4 separate regions of the Homo sapiens genome follow, and all the other regions are linked to region 3. The links are chromatin loops, found by intact Hi-C in ENCODE. Cell type or tissue: MCF 10A. All regions are shown on one strand.

What was found. Hi-C counts contacts between places; a loop is a spot of excess contacts. Peaks named below come from ENCODE experiments on the same cell type or tissue, not always from the same donor. Only the 100,000 strongest peaks of a DNase experiment are listed, where the experiment ranks them.
Region 1: it touches region 3 in a loop (17-fold over the local background); 67 of 110 quality-filtered maps call a loop at or near these places.
Region 2: it touches region 3 in a loop (25-fold over the local background); 73 of 110 quality-filtered maps call a loop at or near these places.
Region 4: it touches region 3 in a loop (9-fold over the local background); 10 of 110 quality-filtered maps call a loop at or near these places.

The regions. Positions count from the first base shown.
Region 1 is chrX:38,753,232-38,755,731 of GRCh38, forward strand. No RefSeq gene overlaps it. Among named protein-coding and RNA genes, the nearest start is that of MID1IP1, 47 kb to the right of the region's middle. In MCF 10A, a CTCF peak has its summit at 1,065; a DNase peak (open chromatin) is centred at 1,080.
Region 2 is chrX:38,766,920-38,769,419 of GRCh38, forward strand. No RefSeq gene overlaps it. Among named protein-coding and RNA genes, the nearest start is that of MID1IP1, 33 kb to the right of the region's middle. In MCF 10A, a CTCF peak has its summit at 1,350; no DNase peak of the experiment used is centred here.
Region 3 is chrX:39,148,580-39,151,079 of GRCh38, forward strand. No RefSeq gene overlaps it. Among named protein-coding and RNA genes, the nearest start is that of LINC01281, 180 kb to the right of the region's middle. In MCF 10A, a CTCF peak has its summit at 1,349 (motif pointing left); a DNase peak (open chromatin) is centred at 1,342.
Region 4 is chrX:38,663,442-38,665,941 of GRCh38, forward strand. The region is part of intron 1 of TSPAN7 (tetraspanin 7); the gene reads left to right. Among named protein-coding and RNA genes, the nearest start is that of TSPAN7, 100 kb to the left of the region's middle. In MCF 10A, a CTCF peak has its summit at 1,059 (motif pointing right); a DNase peak (open chromatin) is centred at 1,060.

The DNA of each region.
Region 1 (2,500 bases), 400 kb before region 3:
GAACTTGAGATGCTTCAATCTGTCATTCGGTGTGCACATCACTCGCGGAATCTTGTGGTGTTCAATGAATTGGACATGTTTCTTCATGTGGGTTCCCCCTCCTTTAAATACATTACTATAAATAAAAATATTAATTCAGTTTATTTTTCCTTTTTGGTACTGTAATATTTATTTTTGTTTTGCTTTTTTCCTGGTGTGAAAATTTAATAAAAAATATTTTCACTATCTGTGTTTCTCTGGGACTGTTACAATTATTACTTTCATTTCGTGAATGTTACTGAAAATGATTTTGTTATATGAGGAAGGGAGTGTAAAAATAATCTACTCTGGATGTCAAATATGCTAGGTATGCTACTGCTTATAATAAAAATAAATCTGTCTCCACAAATAAGGAAACTGAGGCTCAAAGATGTTAAGAAAATTGCTTAAAATTACACAAGTAGTAAGTTATAGACCAGCCATTCTAACAAAGATTGTACAGTCAATATACAGCACGTAGGCTTAATACATAGGAACTCATTTAATACTAACAGCCATACGAATGGAGAACATCCCCATTTTGCAAGTGAGGGAATTAAAGTACAGAGAGGCTAAATGAACTTGCCCAAGTTCCCACAGCTAGTACTATGGCAGAACGAGGATTTGAACACTGGTAGAATGCTCCGGATACTACCTGTGTAATCTTCACACTGGGCTTCCTCATCAACCAGGGTCCACTTTGAAGGCCGTGCTCAGCTCTCCTGTCAGCTGCAGCTGAGCAACTTAGACCTACTTGCAGCTGCTCTGTCCTCTTCCACCATCCTCTCCCATGTTTAAGGATATCACCCAGCAGATGCATGTGGGGGATTTCTAAGAGCAAAAATTGCAATATGCTCTGAATTCAGTTCAGCTTGGTTGTTTTCCAAAGACTTTGAGAAGGGAAGAATGGAAAAGAAGACTGACTTTTTCGAAATAGGATCCATGGCATTCTAAGATATATTTAACTCCTGTAGGCATCTTTGTGCGCTTTAATAAAGTCTGAAGAAAACTGCTTATTGGTGCCACCACAGGTAATACTGACCCACAACACTAGATGGCAAAGTGGTGCTACGTTACTGTGTCGTGATCTGAAAAAGCCTGGTGTAAGTCTTCCAAAAAAATCCAAATCTACTGGGCTTTTTTTTTCTTTTTCATTTCTAAATTTATTTTAGGAAAACAAAGTTCTATGTGAAGTTAACAACTTACTTTAAAAAAATCATTGTTTAGAAATGCCCTATTTTGAATTGTCCAAGTCTTTCAGGCTCTCTCAAGTAGGTAAATATATGTCTTCTTGCCTAATGACCATCTGGTCAAAAGCTACTATCTAATTGATCAGATAAAAAAGGGAGGATAACAGAAGATAATAGAGATAGTATGAAATGTACTTTCAAAAGCTGCATGTTAACATAAATGTGACAAATGTATATGGTGCAGATGTCATCTGGCATGGCCTCTTCTGTTTAAATAAACTTAGAAGCAAATAACAAATTGGACACACCGCTGTTCATTTCATTCATTCAAAAATAAGCGGCTTTTATGTACAAGGCAATCGTAAGCAGCACATAACACAAAGAGTTCTACTCTGACATTTAAGAAATCTGTGTTCTAGATGGGGACAAAAGACAAATGCAGCAATACTGTTAACATTCAGCGCCTGAATCATTCTTTCTCCAGAGCCTCGTGGTGAGAGCTGCTGATTTCCCCCTCCTTTCTTCCTCGCAAGCCTTGGGACCACCCAAGATCCTGACCAGGGCAGACAGTATATCAACATATTAAGACTGGGCTCCACGCAGCAAGAGCTCAGGGCTGGGTTTCTATTGCTTTCTGAATTGTCTTGGCAACTCAAATCTAGCATATTGCCTGCATTATCAGAGGTGCCGAATAACTGTTAGCAAGAGACAGGAATCAGTGTGCGTAGCCACCAAAGAAGATAATTTGTCTAGGATGTTTTCTCGAACTTTGCCACTGGCAATGAAGAGAGGGTGGATATTACTGGCATAGAGTATCAACAGCAAAGGCACAGAGGCAGAGAACTCTGTTCTGGCTGGGGAAGCCTGCCATGGTTAGAGCAGTGATCCTTAAAGGGTGAGAGTGTTGCTCTCCCCAGCAGTATCAGCATCTCCAGAAACTTGTTAGAAATGCAAATTTTAGGCTTTGCCTCAGACCTAGGAAATGAAAAAGTACTGGGGGAGGGGACCTGGCCATCTCTGTGTTAACAAGCCCTCTATGTGATTCTGATACAAGCCCAAGGTCAGAACCACTGGGTTAGGGTATAGGCCCTGCCAGGGAGGGTTGATAAACAAGGTGAAGTACACAGGTGTTAGACCTTGAAGGGTCTTGTGCTAAGGAGATTTTTTTTTTTCTGTTTGTTTTATCTTGTAGGCAATATGGAAGCCATTGAGAGTCTCTAAGCAGGAAGGTGACCAGAACAGGTCTTCACTTCAAAACAGTTGTTCTGGTGATGGCATCGAGGAGGATGTGG
Region 2 (2,500 bases), 380 kb before region 3:
CAAGTTTGTTCAACCCGCAGCCCATGGGCCACATATGGCCCAGGATGGCTTTTAATGTGGCCCAACACAAATTCGTAAACTTTCTTAAAACATGAGATTCTTTTGAGATTTTCTTTCAGCTCATCAGCTATTGTTAGTATATTTTATGTGTGGCCCAAGACAATCCTTTTTCTTCCAATGTGGCCAAGGGAAGCCAAAAGATTGGACATCCCTGCTGTAGAGTATTCCTTTTTGTGAATATACCACATTGATCCATTCTACTGTTGGCAGATATTGGGATTGTTTCTAGTTTGGGGCTACCATGAATAGTGTTGCCTTCTTGTACCTGTCTCTTGATGCATGTATCGTCTCCTGATGAGAGGAGTGCTGCACTTTAGGCCAATCAGCGTCACAGTAACACGTAAAGATAGAGTAGCCTACAGAGAGACTTGTGACCAGGAAACTCCTTTGGAGATCAGGAAACTAGGTAGGCATCCCCTAACTAGCCTTGAGGATCCAACTTGGATTGTTGCCTCAGTTGGCAAAACTCACTAGGCTGAAAGTCTTCAGTTTCCAATATTCAAATCAAAGTAGGAGTAGTTTCTCTGGATTTTTTTTTCTTTTAGCATTTAGCAGGAGTAAGGAGTTGGTCCATGATTAACTCCATCACTGGTCTATTTATGACCTACTTTAATTTTTCGTTCTATTTATTTGGTTAGTTTGAATACTGTAATAGGCAACTGCAAATCCACAGCCCCAAACAAAAGACAGGACCTTGGTAATGACCACAGCTAACTGTATGTTTCCCTCATCGTTCCATCTTCTGGCCTCTCCCTACCTCGTGCAGAGGTATTTTTGAACATTACATAAAACCCTCAAAAAGGACTATCGACCCCAAGTAAGTATGAATTTGTGCTAGGCAAGTAGAAAAGAATATTGATTTCATTCTCTTTATGTCCTATTACTTCCAGGGAGGCAGACAAATGTTAAAACGATAAGTTGTGTGAATCATGTGAATATACATTCTTCTGGGACAAAGCAATTGCAGAGTCTTTATAGTTTTTTCATATGTAACTACTCATTCCCTTTAGAAGGATTTCTAGCAAAAATATAGCTTATGCAACAACAGACTTCAAGATGATCCAGGCTATCTGAGAAACCTATTCCTTGATGATAAAATCGAATGGTAACACAAAGTTTAAATGCCTCTTCAGTATGTTTTGCTACAAAAATCGCTTAGTTTTCAATTTAACCATGCATTTAATCCTTTGGTGAACTGAGTAATGCCAGGACAGAGTGTAAAGGAACTGGAACATCATGAGTTTGAGAAAAGGACAATAAATCCAATATTGCAAAATTACAGTAGATGGTGCTAGATGGGTGCAAAAGACTCCAACAGCCATCTGGGCCACCTTCAAGATTTCTCCTGAGCTTAGCAGTTTAGAAAATGTGCAATTTAGATTTATCAATTCAGGAGAGGCACTCAGATAAAACAGTTGAATTAGTGAGATCAATGAATGCAGAACCCTATAATTAGACAATGTTAAGGTTTTTATGGAAATTAACAATGAAGACAACTTTAAAGCCGTGGTCAAATCGTTGATCTTTCTGGGGTGTTGGTGCCAATGTTAAATTACTAAAAGAATGATTTTCCATTCATCTAAAATAACGTCATCTGTAAAGTTAATTTTTAAACTAATTTGCTCTTGGTATTAGTTATCATTTATACAGTATTTGTACACTTTGTAGGTTAGCTTTGAGATTTAAATGTCCTATATAATGTATGCAAAGTGATTTACAAAGCATTACCTAGTATAAATTATTCTACACATGTGAAGTATTATTATTTTTATTATTATTACCTAAAGTGCTTATTAAATATTTGTATTCATTACTTTTTTACAGCCACTTTGTCCTGGATATTCTTCTTATTATTCTTTTAGCTTTTCAGGTGAAACAACTGAGACATAAGATAATGAAGTGAACAATTTCAAACATGTATATATTCCCCTTGCAGCAGCAGTACAAAATGACTTTCAATCAATGAACCAGAGATCAGGCAAGCACCTGTCCTTAATGAGAGGGTTATCTGGGGTTAACCCTAGATACAATGAAAATTAACAATGGGAGCGATTCCAAACCATCTCACTGTTGTGTCTCTATAACAGATGCTTCCCTCCCATGATCTGCTGAGCACTCGGTGGATGCATTGGTCCTTAGCTTCCTTGGAGAAAGGAGCAACATGACAGCACTAAACACACTCAGGATGTGACTTATCAGAATCTGTCAGTGACTGCAGGAAAATGTTGGATCTGACGTTAAGTAACCCTTTTTCTCTCCCCAGAGCCACATACGGTTGAGGTTCATGTGTCGGACAGGGCGTGGAAGAAATTCCTTTTCTGGAAGTTAACCTCTATTGTCCAGCATCTGATATGTCCAGCCTAAAATATTCTCTTAAGTGCATATTAGCAAATCCTTGGAACTCCAAAGGCTTTTTCAGAGGCTGAAAGGTCAGATGTTT
Region 3 (2,500 bases):
TCACCCCTCTTCTATCACCTCAGCTGATCCCTACACACTTAACTCTCAGGAAGGGAAAGAAGTAGGCCTGATTTTGCCCTCAGCTTCCAAGAAGCAGACAAGAAAACAGTAGATATCCAAGAGTTGGCTGTCTTGTCCCCAAAGCCTAGATACCATCCCTTTGTTTCTCTTCCTGTCAGAGAGCAGTGAACTGTGTGCTTTTAAGCTGCCCATCTAGGGACTACCTTGCTTTCACTGGGGCTAGTCTGGAGCAAGATTGTCAAGGTGGCACCTTCTTCCAGTGTGGACCACCCCACTATCTCTCAGCCAGCCCCCCTATGCCTTCCCACTTTCAGGTTTTTCTGAGGTTTGGCATCCTTCCAATCACACAGGAATTCAGCTGATAAATGAATTCATACTCAAAAGTTATTGACTTAATTTGTCACCTCCGTCCAGGAGCTATTTGCACTGAAAAGAGATCCACCAGGGAGAGGGCAATGTTTAACTTCAAAGAATGCCTTCCTAATGGTGGGGTTTCAGGCAGTGTGGCCTTCGGGCAGCTCCTTCAGATCACCATGGAGGTGACCTTTCTCTCAGCAAATTCATGCTGCAGGAACTTCCCATTTTCAGTGTGCACCAAAATGACCTGAGGTGCTTGTGAAAGACTGCAGATTCCTGGACCCTAGAGATTTAAATCCCAGGATGGGAACCTGTACTTTAATCCACTCATCACTTTCTGATGAAAGTGATCCACAGACCATATTTTGAAAAAACTACTCTGCTATCGTATTAGTTAGCTTGGGCTAACATAACGAAATACCACAGTCTGGGTGGTTGAAACAGAGAAATGCATTTTCCCACAGTTCTGGAAGCTAAAAGTCCAAAATCAAGGTGTCAGCAGGTTTGATTCCACCTGAGGCCTCTCTCCTTGGCTTGCAGATGGCCACCTTCTCCCTGTGTCCCCACATGGTCTTTCCTCTGTGCATGCACACCCCTGGTGTCTCTCTGTGTGTCCAAATCCTCTCCTCTTATAAGGACACCTCTTGCCAACCTTGGATTAAGCCAACCATAACGGCCTCATATGAATTTAATTACCTCTTTAAAAAAGACCCTATCTGCAAATACAGTCACATTCTGAGGTACAAGTACTGGGGGTTAGGGTTTCAGCATATGAAGCTTAGGGGTACACAATATACAATTCTGCCCATAACAGGAATGTAGAAATAAAAATAAATGAGGCATTTATGAAGGGGCAGTAGGAACTGCCAAGTTCTCGCCTCTTTTCAGTAACTGCAAGAGAGAAACTATACCCAAGTTGAAAGAGATTGTGCAAAAAGCACTGGGGATCAGTCAGCTAGGGAGAGGTACAGCGCCCCCTGTTGGCACGCTGGCCTCTGTTTAGGAAACCACCTTGGCTCACCCTCTAAATTGCCTTTCCTGTTGTTATTCTTCCCTAGGTTTAGAAACACTTTCTTCTTTCAGCTTCATGAGAGAGAACAGTCTTTGGCACTGGCACCAGAGTGGCCGCCCGAGGCAGCCCTTGCCTCCGCCTTCGAGGATGTTTCTTTCCCCAGAAAAAAGCGAAGACCCTTCAACCTCCCCATTCATCATCACTACGGGCAATCTAATTACAGCCTTGTCTTAATGAGGAACTCATTTACAATTGAGACTTCTTCCTTATGAAAATGTAACATCTTGAACTATGTTTTTATGGCCCCTTTTTACAAAAATAAGAAAGGAAATTAATTAATTTCCTTGTACACAGGAAAGACTCATGAGGTCTTGCCGGTTGTGCGCAGAAAGGATGTGCGCTCTCTTTCTCTCTCACTCTCTCTTTCTCTCTCTCTCTCTCTCTCTCTCTCTGGGCCTCCTGCTGTGTGACAGTGAAATGCTAAAATGATTTTGGCAGGAGAATATTCTCAAAGGCTGTTTTTATTTCAGCAGCAGAAGAGTATCTCAGAACGCAGGCTGCACCTCTGCCCTGTGGGGCTGTTTCTAATTGCATGAGGTGAGCTGCAGAAGTCCTTCCCCCAGCCGGATGGGGAGAAAGTGGTAAGAAACCTAAGGAAGATAATCGTGTCTGCCACACTCAGCGCTCGCCACTTAAAGGAATTAACTTGTTGGAATGAAATATTTCTATGGATGCAGAAAACTATGCATTAGAATAATGAGACTAACCCCTTCTTACGCATTGCAATCACTGGGGTTTGTTTCTTCCCTCTCTAATCATAACATGCTATCTTCCTCCTTGCTCACACCTCTGTAGGCAAGACTGGCTGCGAATACTTTAGATTATCACCTTCTCATTTTCAGTGTGAAATAATTGCCCAAGGATGGAAACTGACAAACAAGAATGTGGATTTCAGAAAGCAGCCCTTTTGTTATTTAGGATAGCCAAACTAAAATGGAGACAGGTAGATTGTGTGCCATCAACTTCCCCCATCCTCACACTTCCCCCTTTAGAAAAAGCTTTGTGCTTTTGCAGACCTGGATTGATTTGAAACTTGAAAGGCAGTTGAGA
Region 4 (2,500 bases), 490 kb before region 3:
GGGTACAGTGTACACTGCTCAGGTGATGAGTGCACCAAAATCTCAGAAATCACCGCTAAAGAATTTATTCATCTAACCAAACACCACTTGTTCCCCAAAAACCTATTGAAATTAAAAAGTCTTTTTCTGAAAATGGAGTATTTGTGTAATTTACATTTTATGACCATTTTAACAAACTGGTATAGGTTTTGCACTTACATGAGGAGAGGGTTCATATACAAAGCAATGATTGCATTAGGATAAATTATGTTATGAAAGAAAAGGCATTAAAATGATCTTGGTACTGTTTGCCTTAAAATCAGGATTTGTGTTAACTTTGACATACTGCATGTAAGATTTGTTCTGGTAGTAACTGAACTTCATGAAATCACTGGTCACAGAAATGTAAGTTATCAGACTCTCATACTTGATTAGCAGTATACATTTTCATTAAAGCAATCACATTCCAATAAGGACCAGCAATAGCAGTTCACGGAATGCAGCTGCTCAGTTTGTATTTGAAGTGTTCGTGTATCTTTGGGAGCAATACCATGAAGTCACAAGTTTCCGAATGAGGCATATATTCAGCCTAAACACCGACTAGCTTAACTGAATTTTTGCTTTTGTTCAATACATTTACATTGTGATGTTTACAGCTTAGGCTGATAATGCTACAGTGGAAAGTATGGGGGAAATTTCTCTTTGGTCCCATTTTAAATCACCTCGCAGTATTTACCAGATGTAGAAGTTGTGTACGTATGTGGTATCTGATAAGCTCTGTTTTATAAAATACAGGTTCTAAGACCCAGAGAAATGAAAAAAATATATTTTTTTTCTCAATGGAATAGTAAGCATTTACTCTGTGCCTGGCACTGTGCTAGGCATTAGTAAAAGATGGCACAGGCACTGTCCTTTTCTACATAGTGTCCATTGCATTTTTACCCCTAATGACTTGACAGTTGATTCTTAAAATTTGATTTTAGCAGGTAAAAGGCATTTTATGTTTCCGTGTTGGGGAGTATGGCAGAAGAGGCTGCTCAAGGAAAGTACTTTTTTAAACAACCACCGGGTGTCAGCAGAGGACTTAGAACTCTTGGCAACATCTGTGTTCTTGGTTTTCTTGGATTTAATTTGCTAGGCCATCTCCATTGGAATTTTTGAAAGGCAGTCAACCTCCACGGGGCCACTTTCTCCCAAATATTAGTGTCAAACACTTTCACCGCAACACTGCATCACGATTGTTTATCTTTGCCTAATAAAACTAGCACTAGTTCCTCAATCTTTTTCTGATTTAAAACCTTTAATTCTGTCTTTCATGGTGAAGGTTCTACAAAGTAGACAGGCTGCCAGGGTGGGGAAGTGTCACCAAACTCTAGTTGTTTTTACTGACCTCTCCCCCCATACAGGTAAAGCTCACACTTACCTTATGCAGTGAAAAGTACAGGGACCATTCTTCGTCCTGCACACACACACAAAAATCTGATAATGGAGCTTGATGGTTCCAAATTACAGAAAGTATTTTCAGAGTATAAAGGAGAGAGGTCTAAGCATCTTCACTGGCCCAGCCATTTGGTTCATGGTATAGCATATATTTGGTGGTGGTCACAGATATTAGGAACTGTGTATTGATTGACAAGGGAAACCTTGGCAAGGTGGGTATGGATTTGTATCATGCCAATTCTCTCCAGTTTTCTCACCTTGACTCCTCACTTGAGTGAGCAAACTAGACAGGGATCCAAGGCATTTGGTATGAGACATTAGGCTCTAGGGTGGGGCCAAACTGGAGATGGTCTTTCTTGGACACCCAGGTTTCTTTCAAGCTTCATGCGGTATCAGAAGTGGTAGCAGTTACAAGGCTGTCAGTTTGAGTTGCTAAGCTATTGGTGACCTGAAAGACCAGCTTGGGAGATGGTTAGAGACATAAAGCAACCCCAGTGGCTTTAGCAGCTAAAGCTGCCAGGGCGTGTGGCCTGCAGGGGGTGGGGTGTTAGGCATAGTATGCACCCTGGAATCTATCCCATAAAGTAAAGGCCTGATTGATGCAGGGTTCTAGTTTAGACATGCTATAGGGATTTCCTTTGGACTGATCAGTGGGATTTGGCAAATCGCATTACAGCTAATTCCAGGAACTATGCAGATTCTTCTGTTGTTTTATATTGAATAAAATATTAAGACAACACATCAATAGGGATTCAAAAATATTTGGAATATTTTGTTTTTGTGGAAATTTCTGCAATAATAGTCAAAGGGAATCACTGTGTTCCTGAAAACATTGTGCAGGATGTCCATAAAATATACTGTGTACACACATGCCATCAAAGAGGGCAGCTGTCATTCTTCATGGGGTTATACCCAGCTTGGTGTCAGGCAGCAGCTGGGGGAAGGCTCTCAGACCTGTCGTATGATGTGCTTTGTAAACTGCTTTTTAAAAAAGAAGTTCTTTATTGTTGGCTTGACTTCTAATTAACACAATAATTGCATATGGGATTGTGTAAGGGGCACGTTTATTGGGGAAAATAAA